2 separate regions of the Homo sapiens genome follow, and region 2 is linked to region 1. The links are chromatin loops, found by intact Hi-C in ENCODE. Cell type or tissue: lower leg skin. All regions are shown on one strand. Links, peaks and the distances in the headings refer to the core of each region. The heading gives the core; the rest is flanking DNA.

Evidence for each region. A loop is a pair of places that touch in the nucleus more often than their neighbours do. Peaks named below come from ENCODE experiments on the same cell type or tissue, not always from the same donor. Only the 100,000 strongest peaks of a DNase experiment are listed, where the experiment ranks them.
Region 2: it touches region 1 in a loop (2.3-fold over the local background); 7 of 110 quality-filtered maps call a loop at or near these places.

Annotation. Positions count from the first base shown.
Region 1 is chr12:8,782,600-8,787,973 of GRCh38, reverse strand. The region is part of intron 1 of A2ML1-AS1 (A2ML1 antisense RNA 1); the gene reads left to right. It also overlaps a transcript of RIMKLB not described here. Among named protein-coding and RNA genes, the nearest start is that of LINC02972, 3.0 kb to the left of the region's middle. RefSeq lists an enhancer at 1-369. In lower leg skin, for the core only: no CTCF peak of the experiment used is centred there; no DNase peak of the experiment used is centred there.
Region 2 is chr12:8,857,512-8,862,885 of GRCh38, reverse strand. A2ML1 (alpha-2-macroglobulin like 1) reads right to left here. Exons shown (of 36, transcript NM_144670.6): 25 at 5,298-5,374; 26 at 4,784-4,940; 27 at 1,931-2,005; 28 at 1,589-1,751. Among named protein-coding and RNA genes, the nearest start is that of A2ML1-AS1, 29 kb to the right of the region's middle. In lower leg skin, for the core only: no CTCF peak of the experiment used is centred there; DNase peaks (open chromatin) are centred at 2,265 and 2,685.

The DNA of each region.
Region 1 (5,374 bases), core at 77-5,076:
CCTTGAGCTAGATACAGAGTGCCGATTGGTGTATTTACAATCCCTGAGCTAGACATAAAGGTTCTTCACGGCCCCACCAGAGCAGCTAGATACAGAGTGTCAATTGGTGCACTCACAAACCCTGAGCTAGACACAGGGTGCTGACTGGTGTGTTTACAAACCTTGAGCTAGATACAGAGTGCCGATTGGTGTATTTATGTCTAGCTCAGGGATTGTAAAGGTTCTCCAAAGCCCCACCAGATTCAGGAGCCCAGCTGGCTTCACCCGGTGAATCCCGCACCGGGGCTGCAGGTGGAGCTGCCTGCCAGTCCCCTGCGTGCGCCCGCACTCCTCAGCCCTTGGGTGGTCGATGGGACTGGGTGCCGTGGAGCAGGGGGTGGCCCTCGTCGAGGAGACTCGGGCTGCACAGGAGCCCATGGAGGGGGTGGGAGGCTCAGGCGTGGCGGGCTGCAGGTCCGGAGCCCTGCCCCACGGGAAGGCAGCTAAGGCCCAGCGAGAAATCGAGCACAGTGCCAGAGGGCTGGCACTGCTGGGGGACCTAGTACACCCTCCGCAGCTGCTGGCCCAGGTGCTAAGCCCCTCATTGCCCAGGGCCCGCAGGGCCGGCCGGCTGCTCCGAGTGCAGGGCCCGCCAAGCCCACGCCCGCCCGGAACTCCAGCTGGCCCACAAGCGCCGCGCGTAGCCCCGGTTCCCGCTCGCGCCTCTCCCTCCACACCTCCCTGCAAGCTGAGGGAGCCGGCTCTGGCCTTGGCCGGCCCAGAAAGGGGCTCCCACAGTGCAGCGGTGGGTTGAAGGGCTCCTCAAGTGCCACCAAATTGGGAGCCCAGGCAGAGGAGGCGCCAAGAGGGAGCGAGGGCTGTGAGGACCACCAACATGCTGTCACCTCTCACTAACAGTCAAGACAATGAAAAAAGGCCTTGAATACATTTCAGAGACCTATGCAGCAGCCCCTTCTATTGCAGGCCCTGAGACCTAGGAGGGGAGAATGATTTCATGGGCCAGGCCCAGAGCTCCACTGCCCTGCACAGCCTTGGGACACTGCTCCCTACCTCTCGGAAGCTCCAGCTCCAGCCAGGGTTCAAAGGGGCCGAAGTACAGCTTAAGCTACCACTTTGGATAATACAAGTTGTAAATGGCTTCCACATGGTGTTAAGCCTGCAAGTACAAAGAGTGCAAGAGTGGTGGGTTCTTGGCAGCCTCTGCCTAGATTTCAGAGGATGTATGGAAAAGCCTGGGTGTTCAGGCAGAAACCTGCTGCAGCAGTGGAGCCCACATAAAGAACCTCTACTAGGGTAGTGCGGAGGGGAAATGTGGGATTGGAGGCCCCACATGGAGTCCCTTCTGGGGCATTGCCTTGTGGAGCTGTGAGAAGAGGGCCACCATCCTCCAGACCCAAGAATGGTAGATGCACCTGCAGCTTGCACCCTGAGCCTGAAAAGGCCACAGGCACTCAACAACCTGTGAGAGCACCTGAGAGGGGTGAACCCTGCAAAGACACAGGGGCAGAACTGCCCAAGGCCTTGGGAGTCCATCCCTGCCAGCAGTGTGCCCTGGATATGGAATATGGAGTCTAAGATTTAATGACTGCCCTGCTAGGTTTTGAACTTGGATGGGCTCTGTAACCCTTCTTTTGGCCTATTTGTCCCACTTGGAACAAAAATGTTTAGCCAATACCCAAACCCCCATTGTATCTTCAAAGTAAATAACTTGTTTTGATTTTACAGGCTCATAGGTAGAAGGAACTCATTTCCACATAAGAATTTGGATTTGAAACTTGGAACTTTTGAATGAATGCTGGAATGAGTTAAGACTTTGCGGGGACTGTTGGGAAGGCGTAATTGTACTTCGTAATGTGAGGACGAGATTTGGGAGGGGCTGGGATGGAATGATATAGTTTGCATATTTGTCTCTGCCCAAATCTCATGTTGAACTGTAATCCCCAATGCTAAAGGTGGGGCCTCGTGGGAGGTGTTTGGGCCGTAGGCGCAGATCCTGCGTAGCTTGCTGCTGTCTTCATGACAGTGAGTTCTCTGGAGATCTGGTCATGTGTGTGGCATCTTCCCCCATTGGCTCCTGCTTTCACCATGTGATGTACCTGCTCTGTCTTTGGCTTCCGCCATGAAATGCAAGCTTCCTGAGGCCTCCCCTCAGGAAGGAAGATGCTGCTATGCTTCCTGTAGGAACATGAGCCAATTCTTTTCTTGTAAATTAACCAGTCTCAGGTATTTCTTTATAGCAATGCAAGAATGGCCTAATACGTGGGCCATCTGGGCATTCCATAGAACATTACATCAATGACATCATGCTAAATAAGCAAAATGAATGTAAGGTAGCTAGCACACCGGAAGCCTTGCTATGTGTCCCAGGTGAGAGAGAAACTCTACATAGATTTGGGGATCTGCAATTCCTTTTTTTTTTTTTTTATTTTAAGATGGAGTTTTGCTCTTGTCGCCCAGGCTGGAGTGCAATGGTACGATCTCGGCTCACTGCAACCTCCGCCTCCTGGGTTCAAGCAATTCTCCTGCCTCAGCCTCCCAAGTAGCTGGGACTACAGGTGCGCGCCACCACGCCTGGCTAATTTTTGTATTTTTAGTAGAGACAGGGTTTCACCATCTTGGCCAGGCTGGTCTCAAACTCCTGACCTCATGATCCACCCGCCTCGGCCTCCCAAAGTGCTGGGATTACAGGCTTTGTAATCCCAGAGCCACCGGGTGAGCCAATGCTCCCGGCCAGGATCTGCCATTCCTTTAAGGGTTCTAGGAGACCAGGGGACATGGGCATGCTGGAATACTCTACAAAGTAAAAAGACACACTACATTTTGCATCACCTGCTACAAGGAAGCAAGCACTGTAACTCTGGGGTTCTCTAGATTCAGAAAGCAAGACATTCCACCTAGAAACACTACTCCAACCCATATAGTAAATGACATGAAAAAAATGTTAGGCTTGAGTAGGGCCTTGGAGCAAGAAAGGGCTGTTGAAAATTAAGATTCAGGCTATGATGCAAGCAGCCCTACAAACTGGACCACATGATCTGATAAACTTTATAGTATAAGAGGGTATCAGTGGCAGGAAAAGATGCAATGTGATGTGGAGTTTATATCAGAAGCTCATGGAACTGTGGAGGGGCTACCCAAAGGTGTAAAGTGGATCTGTGCAGTGTTAAGGAGTGGAATTGTGCCACTCAGTTCTCAAGAAAACTGGATGCAAGTAACAAATCTGACAGCCACCAGCTGCTAGTCCTCCTGATCTGTTACAGCACTCACATGAAAACCATGTGTTCTCCCCAGGCTGCTCTGGACTAGTAGTCAGGCCATCTCTGCCCAATCTGGGACTGCTCTTAATAGGTAATCTGCTCTGAGATTCCTCATCAGGCTGGGAGACTCTCAGAGCAGCTGAGGTTTGAGTTCTCTTCTCTCTCTTCTGTCACATGCACATTGCATTCTGAAGGCCTTCCCTGCCTACTGATCCCTCTCCCTTGTATCCCTCACAGGCATTTCCCTCAGTACAGCTCTAGTGTATCTGACTCCACCTTGGTGTCTGCCTTTTGGAGGATCCAAGGTGACACTACCATGCATGCTTTAACAATAAACTTGTTAAATGATGATAATCAAAGTGTTTTTTTTTGAGACAGGGTCTTACTCTGTTACCCAGGCTGCAGTGCAATGGCATGATCATGGCTCACTGCAGCCTCGATCTCCTGGGCTCAGGTGATCCTGCCACCTCAGCCTCCTGAGTAGCTGGGACAAGTGTGCACCACCACGCTGGGCTCATTTTTTTGTAGACACCGGATTTTACCATGTTGCCCAGGCTGGTCTTGAACTCCTGGGCTCAAGTGAGCCGCCCACCTCAACCTACCAGTGTTGGCATCACAGGCGTGAGGCACCATGCCCAGCTAAGGCTTTTCAAGCGATTCTCCTGCCTCAGCCTCCTGAGTAGCTGAGATTATGCGCCACCATGCCTGGCTGATTTTTATATATATAATTTTTAGTAGAGATAGATAGGGTTTCACCATGTTGGTCAGGCTGGTCTCGAACTCTTTGACCTCAAGCAATCTGCTCACCTGGGCCTCCCAAAGTGCTGGATTACAGGCGTAGGCCACCATGCCCAGCATCATGCTTTTTTTTTTTTTTTTTTTGGTGACGGAGTCTCACTCTGTCGCCCAGGCTGGAGTGCAGTGGTGTGTTCTTGGCTCACTGCAACCTCTGCCTCCCGGGCTCAAGGGATTCTGCCTCAGCTTCCCAAGTAGCTGGAATTACAGGTGCCCGCTACCATGCCCCACTAATTTTTTGTATTCTTAGTAGAGACAGGGTTTCCAGGCCAGGCTGGTCTTGAACTCCTGACCTCAAATGATCTGCCCGCCTCAGCCTCCCAAAGTGTTGGGATTGCAGGCATGAGCTACCGTGTCCGGCCATTAAATTTTAATAAGATAGTTGCCATTGCGTTGCAATTGTCTACAGTATTCACATGCTCTACAGGATAGTAGCTTACAAGCAGTAAGCTATACCACATAGCCCAGGTGTATAGTAGGCTGTACCATATAGGTGTAAGTACACTCTATGATGTTCAGGGTGAAATTTTTAAAAAGTTTGCATTTCTTCAGAGATTAAAAAGTACAGCAACAACTATTCAGCATGGACAGATAAAAGTGTGATTAAAAAGGACAGGGGAAAATCCATTGAATAGTGCTCACCTATGTGCCAAAAGAGGAGTAATCATTTTAGAAGGTATCATAGAAATCAGTCTGTTAAGAACCAAAGGACTCAAGAGCAAAAGGCGAAGAGTAGAAAAAAAGGGAATGACATGTGGAGCTAGAAATCAAGTCTAGATATCTGGACCAAAGTGAACTGATATAAAGAACAAGTCACACGGCATGCTATGTTATTTCCAGCGCATAGTGTCTTTATTTAGAAAACAGACGGAATCAAACAGGTTGGAGTTATTGCTTTCTTGTTCTGTATATTCATATTCTCCACTTGAAAAAGCACACAGTCAAATCTATCTTCATCCATTCTGTTGATGAGGGTAAGCAAAAAAGATCACTGGTTACTTCAAAAGAACCTAGGGGGGAAAAACACAACTTATTTAAATCATAGATTTTAAAAGTCTCTATAACCAGGATAAGAAAAAATACAAATAAAGACAGAAAATCAACTAACATGACAATAAAACATTCTAAATTGATTAGACTACCAAAAACCACAGTTTTGTGTTATTATCACTTTGTCTTGGTGAGCTCAGTTAACAAAGATATACTCTGATTCTGACTTAGAAGACATTTAATGTTCTTATCATTAAAAAATAAAAGCTAAATCTATTACTGTTTTACAAGAGCAACCTTATTTCCCAAATTTATTTGACTCTCCTTCAGGA
Region 2 (5,374 bases), core at 285-5,284, 75 kb before region 1:
TTAAACAGAATTTTAGAGATAATAAGTAACCACAGAAGGGCAATCTAATTGGAAGAACGTAACAGGAAACGTGAGCTTGCAATACAAGATAATGGAAAAGAGATCATCACAATAAACCAATACACGGTGGAACAGGTGTATTTAACCCATTGTCTCGGACACACATTTCATGACTGGAGTTGCTTAGACACAAGAGAAAAAACTACCTGACCCCCTGTGAGAGGACAGCTCAGCCATGACGCTCATATAAATGAAGGCTGAGACTGCACTTCTGCCTGGAAGAATAATTTTAAATACACAGCCAGATAAATGAAATGCATTAAAATTTTATTTACAAGATCTGTCATACTTCAAATAGTATTCTAAATATATTTAAAGTGGTCCAGGCCAGGTGCAATGGCTCACGCTTGTAATTCAGCACTTTGGAAGACCAAGAGGGGCGGATCACTTGAGGTCAGGATTCTGAGACCAGCCTGGCCAACATGGTGAAACCCCCTCTCTACTAAAAATACAAAGATTAGCCAGTGTGGTGGCGGGCACCTGTAATCCCAGCTACTCGGGAGGCTGAGGCAGGAGAATCACTTGAACCCAGGAGGCAAAGGTTGCAGTGAGCCAAGATTGCACCACTGCACTCCAGCCTGGGTGACAGAGCAAGACACCGTCTCAAAAAAATAAAAAGTAAAATAAAAAATTTAAAAAATATTTAAAGTGGTCCTACATCAAAGCACTTTCAAAGATCTCCAAAAGGGTGATTCCACAATGCCAATATATTTTCCGACTAGCTTCTTCAATGTAGTTTCTCTTCACATTAAAAGTATAAAAATGTGGCCAGGCATGGTGGCTCACGCCTGTAATCCCAGCACTTTGGGAGGCCGAGGCAGGTGGATCACCTGAGGTCAAGAATTCGAGACCACCCTGGTCAACAGGGCGAAACCCCTTCTCTACTAAAAATACAAAAATTAGCTGTGCATGATGGCACACACCTGTAATCCCATCTACTCGGGAGGCTGAGGCAGGAGAGTTGCTTGATCCTGGGAGGCAGAGGTTGCAGTGAGCTGAGATCACGCCATTGCACTCCAGCTTGGGCAAGAAGAGAGAAACTCGGGCGTGGTGGCTCATGCCTGTAATACCAGCACTTTGGGAGGCCGAGGCGGGTGGATCATGAGGTCAGGAGATCGAGACCATCCTGGCTAACACGGTGAAACCCCGTCTCTACTAAAAATACAAAAAATTCGCCGGGCGTGGTGGTGGGCGCCTGTAGTCCCAGCTACTGGGGAGGCTGAGGCAGGAGAATGGCGTGAACCCGGGAGGCGGAACTTGGAGTGAGCCGAGATCACGCCACTGCACTCCAGCCTGGGCAACAGAGCAAGACTCCGTCTCAAAAAGAAAAGAAAAAAAAGTATAAAAATGCCCTTTGAGCACTTGCGTGTGTTTCTCACAAACCTCCCAACAATAATTTGATGACTTAATAACTGTTACTAAAATGAATCCTAGAGTACATGTGTGGGACAGAGGTTACTAGGGAGATTATAGATAACTCACAGCTTATGTTCACAATTTCAAAGAACTCTCAACAGGACCAACATACCTGAGATGATAGCCTGTTGATCTAACTGTTTAAGGAGAATGTTTCTGATGTCCATTTCCCCAGCCAGGGAGAAAATGTAAGCCAACAGGGCCTGTGTGTAGAGGTTGGTCGTGGAGGTGGCCGAATTCTTGAGACACCGTAGACCCTGACTCACCATTGGGTCCTAAAAAGTGAAGATGAAGACTATAACTTATAAGGCATTCCTTTAAAAATGGCAAGTAATCAGGAAATCATCTTATCCTTCTTGACCTTAAAAGGGTGACTAGAGACAAAGATGGGTGAATGTCTCTAGGAATACGCATGAGAAGGAGGGTATCAAGAGCAGGAGCCAGGAGAACTTACATCTACATCCTTTCCCATCTCCAGCAATGCAGCTGTGACATACGCAGTCAAGGAGACCTCATCATCAACACCACCCTAGAGGCAAACAGGGAGGCAGTGAGTCAGGGCAGCAGGCAGCAGCTGCAAGAATTATGTGCAGATTGCAAAACAGCCTCCCCTCTGAATAGATGAATAATTTTTAAAAAGAAAAAAGAAAAGAAAGCTCTTTTTTCCACAGGCTTTCTGCAGCTCCAAGCCTCCAGGACACACAAAGAGGGAACAGTTTGGACTTCATAACTGCACAGCCTTAAACAGCCTGCAGGAGGCAGCATGTGGACTTCAGCTGAGTGGGTATTTAAGAAACCCAAGAGAAGGAGTTAGGAAGGGTAAGAGCTTTAAAGAAGGGAGGAATAAGGAGAGAATCTGCCGCATCACCGCATCTGAGCCTCCTCACATGCAGCTCCCCTCAAGCAGCACAATACCCAGCCCTTCTCCAGCAGAGATTAGGTGAGACCTTCCCTGCTTATCGCCTTTCCCAGAAAGAGCTAAGCAAATTTTTAAAAATATCTACTCAAATTATTATCCTCATTCTATAAATAAGAAAACAAACACTTAACAAGATTAAATAGCTTGTGGTCACGCACAGTGGTTTATGCCTATTATCCCAGCTTGAGGCCAAGTCGGTGGGGAGGATCGCTTGAGCTCAGGAGTTTGAGGCCAGCCTGGGCAACACGGTAAAACCCCAACTCTACAAAACCTGCAAAAATTAGCCAGGTGTAGTGGCACGTGGATCCGTGGTCCCAGCTATTCAGGAAGCTAAAGTAGGAGGATCATCTGAGCCCGGGGAGGTCAAGGCTGCAGTGAGCCATGATCGTGCCACTGCACTTCAGCCTGGGTGACAGAGTGAGACCCTGTCTCAAAAAAATGAATAAGTAAATAAATAAAAAGATTAAATAGCTTGCTCACGGTTACATGGCTCATCTGCAGCAGGACTGGAATTTGAACCCAGGACATTTAACTCTGGAGCTCATGTGCCACACCACTAACCTTGGCTACACAGAGGATGGATTTCTCAATGGACTGGCCTGCTCTCAAAAGAAAGTAGGAAGAGGCTGGGCACGCATAGGTCACGCTTGTAATCCCAGCACTTTGGGAGGTCAAGGCGGGTGGATCACTTGAGGCCAGGAGTTCAAGACCAGCCTGGCCAAACATGGTGAAACCCCATCTCTACTAAAAATACAAAAAGTAGCCAGGCATGGTGGCACATGCCTGTAGTCCCAGCTGCTCAGGAGGCTGAGATCACTTGAACCCAGGAGGTAGAGGTTGCAGTGAGCTGGGATTGCGCAACTACACTCCAGCCTGTACAACAGAGTAAGACTCTTGTCTCAAGAAAAAAAGAAAAGAAAAAAAAGGGAAAGAAGGAAGAATACCTCTGAGATCTTGCTCTAGTCAAGTCCTTTATCTTAGTAGAGACAGGGTTTCAGACTGGTCTCTAATTCCTGACCTCATGATCCACTCGCCTCAGCCTCCCAGAATGCTGGGATTACAAGCATGAGCCACTGCGCCTGGCCCCCACGCATATTTCATACAGTGTATAAGAGAAGAAGAAGACAAAAACTTAGGGGAGACTAATAAGATCCTGCAGAGGAAGACTAATGAATCCTATAAATAGATTTTTTTTTTAACACTCAAGATTTTTAATCCTTGCCCTGGAATAGCAATGTAAGTGATCTCTCTAGAAAAGTTTATACAAGTCTTTCTTGCACTGAGTGTGTCCTGAATTGAACAAGTTATCCTGCAGGATCTACGCCTCGCCCTCTGCTTGGGACAGGTACAGACAAGGTAGTGAACAGAAGAAAGCAGTGCCTCTGGAGTGCAACTGCCTGGTTCAAATCTCAGTCCTGCCACTTATTAGCATGCACCTTGGGCAATTTACTTAGTCTCCATGGCTTAGTTTCTTCATCTGTAAAATGGGATTAATAATGGCATACCAATACCTAGCTCATTGATTTGTTGTAAACATGAAATAATATCAAATAAACCACGTGCCTAGAATAGTGCCCAATAGAGTAAACTTCTTACAAAAGACGTTGGGCTGCCTACTAGTCCTCACCACAGGAAATGGCTTTCCCAGATGGATTTGGTGACACAGTAAGAGGCCCAGAGATCTTTTAGTCCAGTAGTATCAAATTTCAGTGTGTATCAGAATAATCAGGAGGGCTTGTCAAAACACAAATTTCTGGCCCACCCTCCCAGAGTTTCTCATTCAGTAGGTGTGGGCTGGGAGTCAGAATCTGCGTTTCCAACAAGTTCCCATGTGATGCCAATGCTCCTGATCTGGGAACTATGCTTTGAGAACCATGTTCCAGTCCACATTCTCTTTTTCTTTTTGAGGCAGGGTCTCACTCGGTCACCCAGGTTGGGGTGCAGTGGTGCAATCACGGCTCACTGCAGGCTTGACCTCCTGGGTTCAAGTGATCCTCCAACCTCAACCACCCAAGTAGCTGGGACTACAGGCATGCACTAACAAGCCTGATTAATTTTTCATATTTTTTTTGTAGAGATGGGGTTTCACCATGTTGCCCAGGGTGGTCTCAAACTCCTGGGCCCAAACGATCTGCCCGCCTCGGCCTCCCAAAGTGCTGGGATTACAGGCATGAGCCACTGCACCCAGGCTTCATCTGTATTCTCATTCTACAGACATGAAAACTGAGGCCCAGACCAGCTAAGCATTTTGATCACGGTCACCCAGAGCCACAGTGGAGATCAGGAGAAAACTGATTCCCAGGCCAGTGCTCTTTTGCTTCTACTCGGTCAGAGGTGTGGGGTCCTTCGAGACAGTGGTTGGCTGCAGGCTCCTGGACAGATCCGCACCTTCATAGCTGTGTGAAGGAGATTTCCCACGTTGGCATAGCAGCCACTGGGGAGCTGGTTTCCTGCCATCCACTTGAGAGCATCCTGGATGTTCTTGGGATCAATGAAGATGAATTTCTGAGCTTGGCCAAAGCATTTTGTGACAAACGCTGTCAGCCTACATGGGTAAAGAGGAAAATATGGCATGAAGAGGAATTTCCAGGTGAGGGTGCAATCATTTCTTCATTTATTTGGGTGTATACTTCCAGAAGGGGAGCTGAGGGAACATATGCCATAGCAGGCCTAGAAAAGAGAGGCATTAATGGGCACCAATGAGGACAAGAACAGGGGAGGCACAAGCTCAGGAAGATCGAGGGACTTGACCATCCATGAGGGTGAAATAAACAGTATTAAAGAGGTAGAAGACTGAGTGCAAGAAGGAAAGGGGTTAAGGGGAGAGGTAGTGGAATAGTTCCAGAGGGCTCAGGAATTATGCTCTGGAGTACAGAACTCATTGGGAATTGGGTGATATTACCATGTGTTTCCATTTCCATCTCGCTCCCCAAAGGCACTGTATGAGCCATTGCTGTGTTTGTACATCAGCTCCTTCTG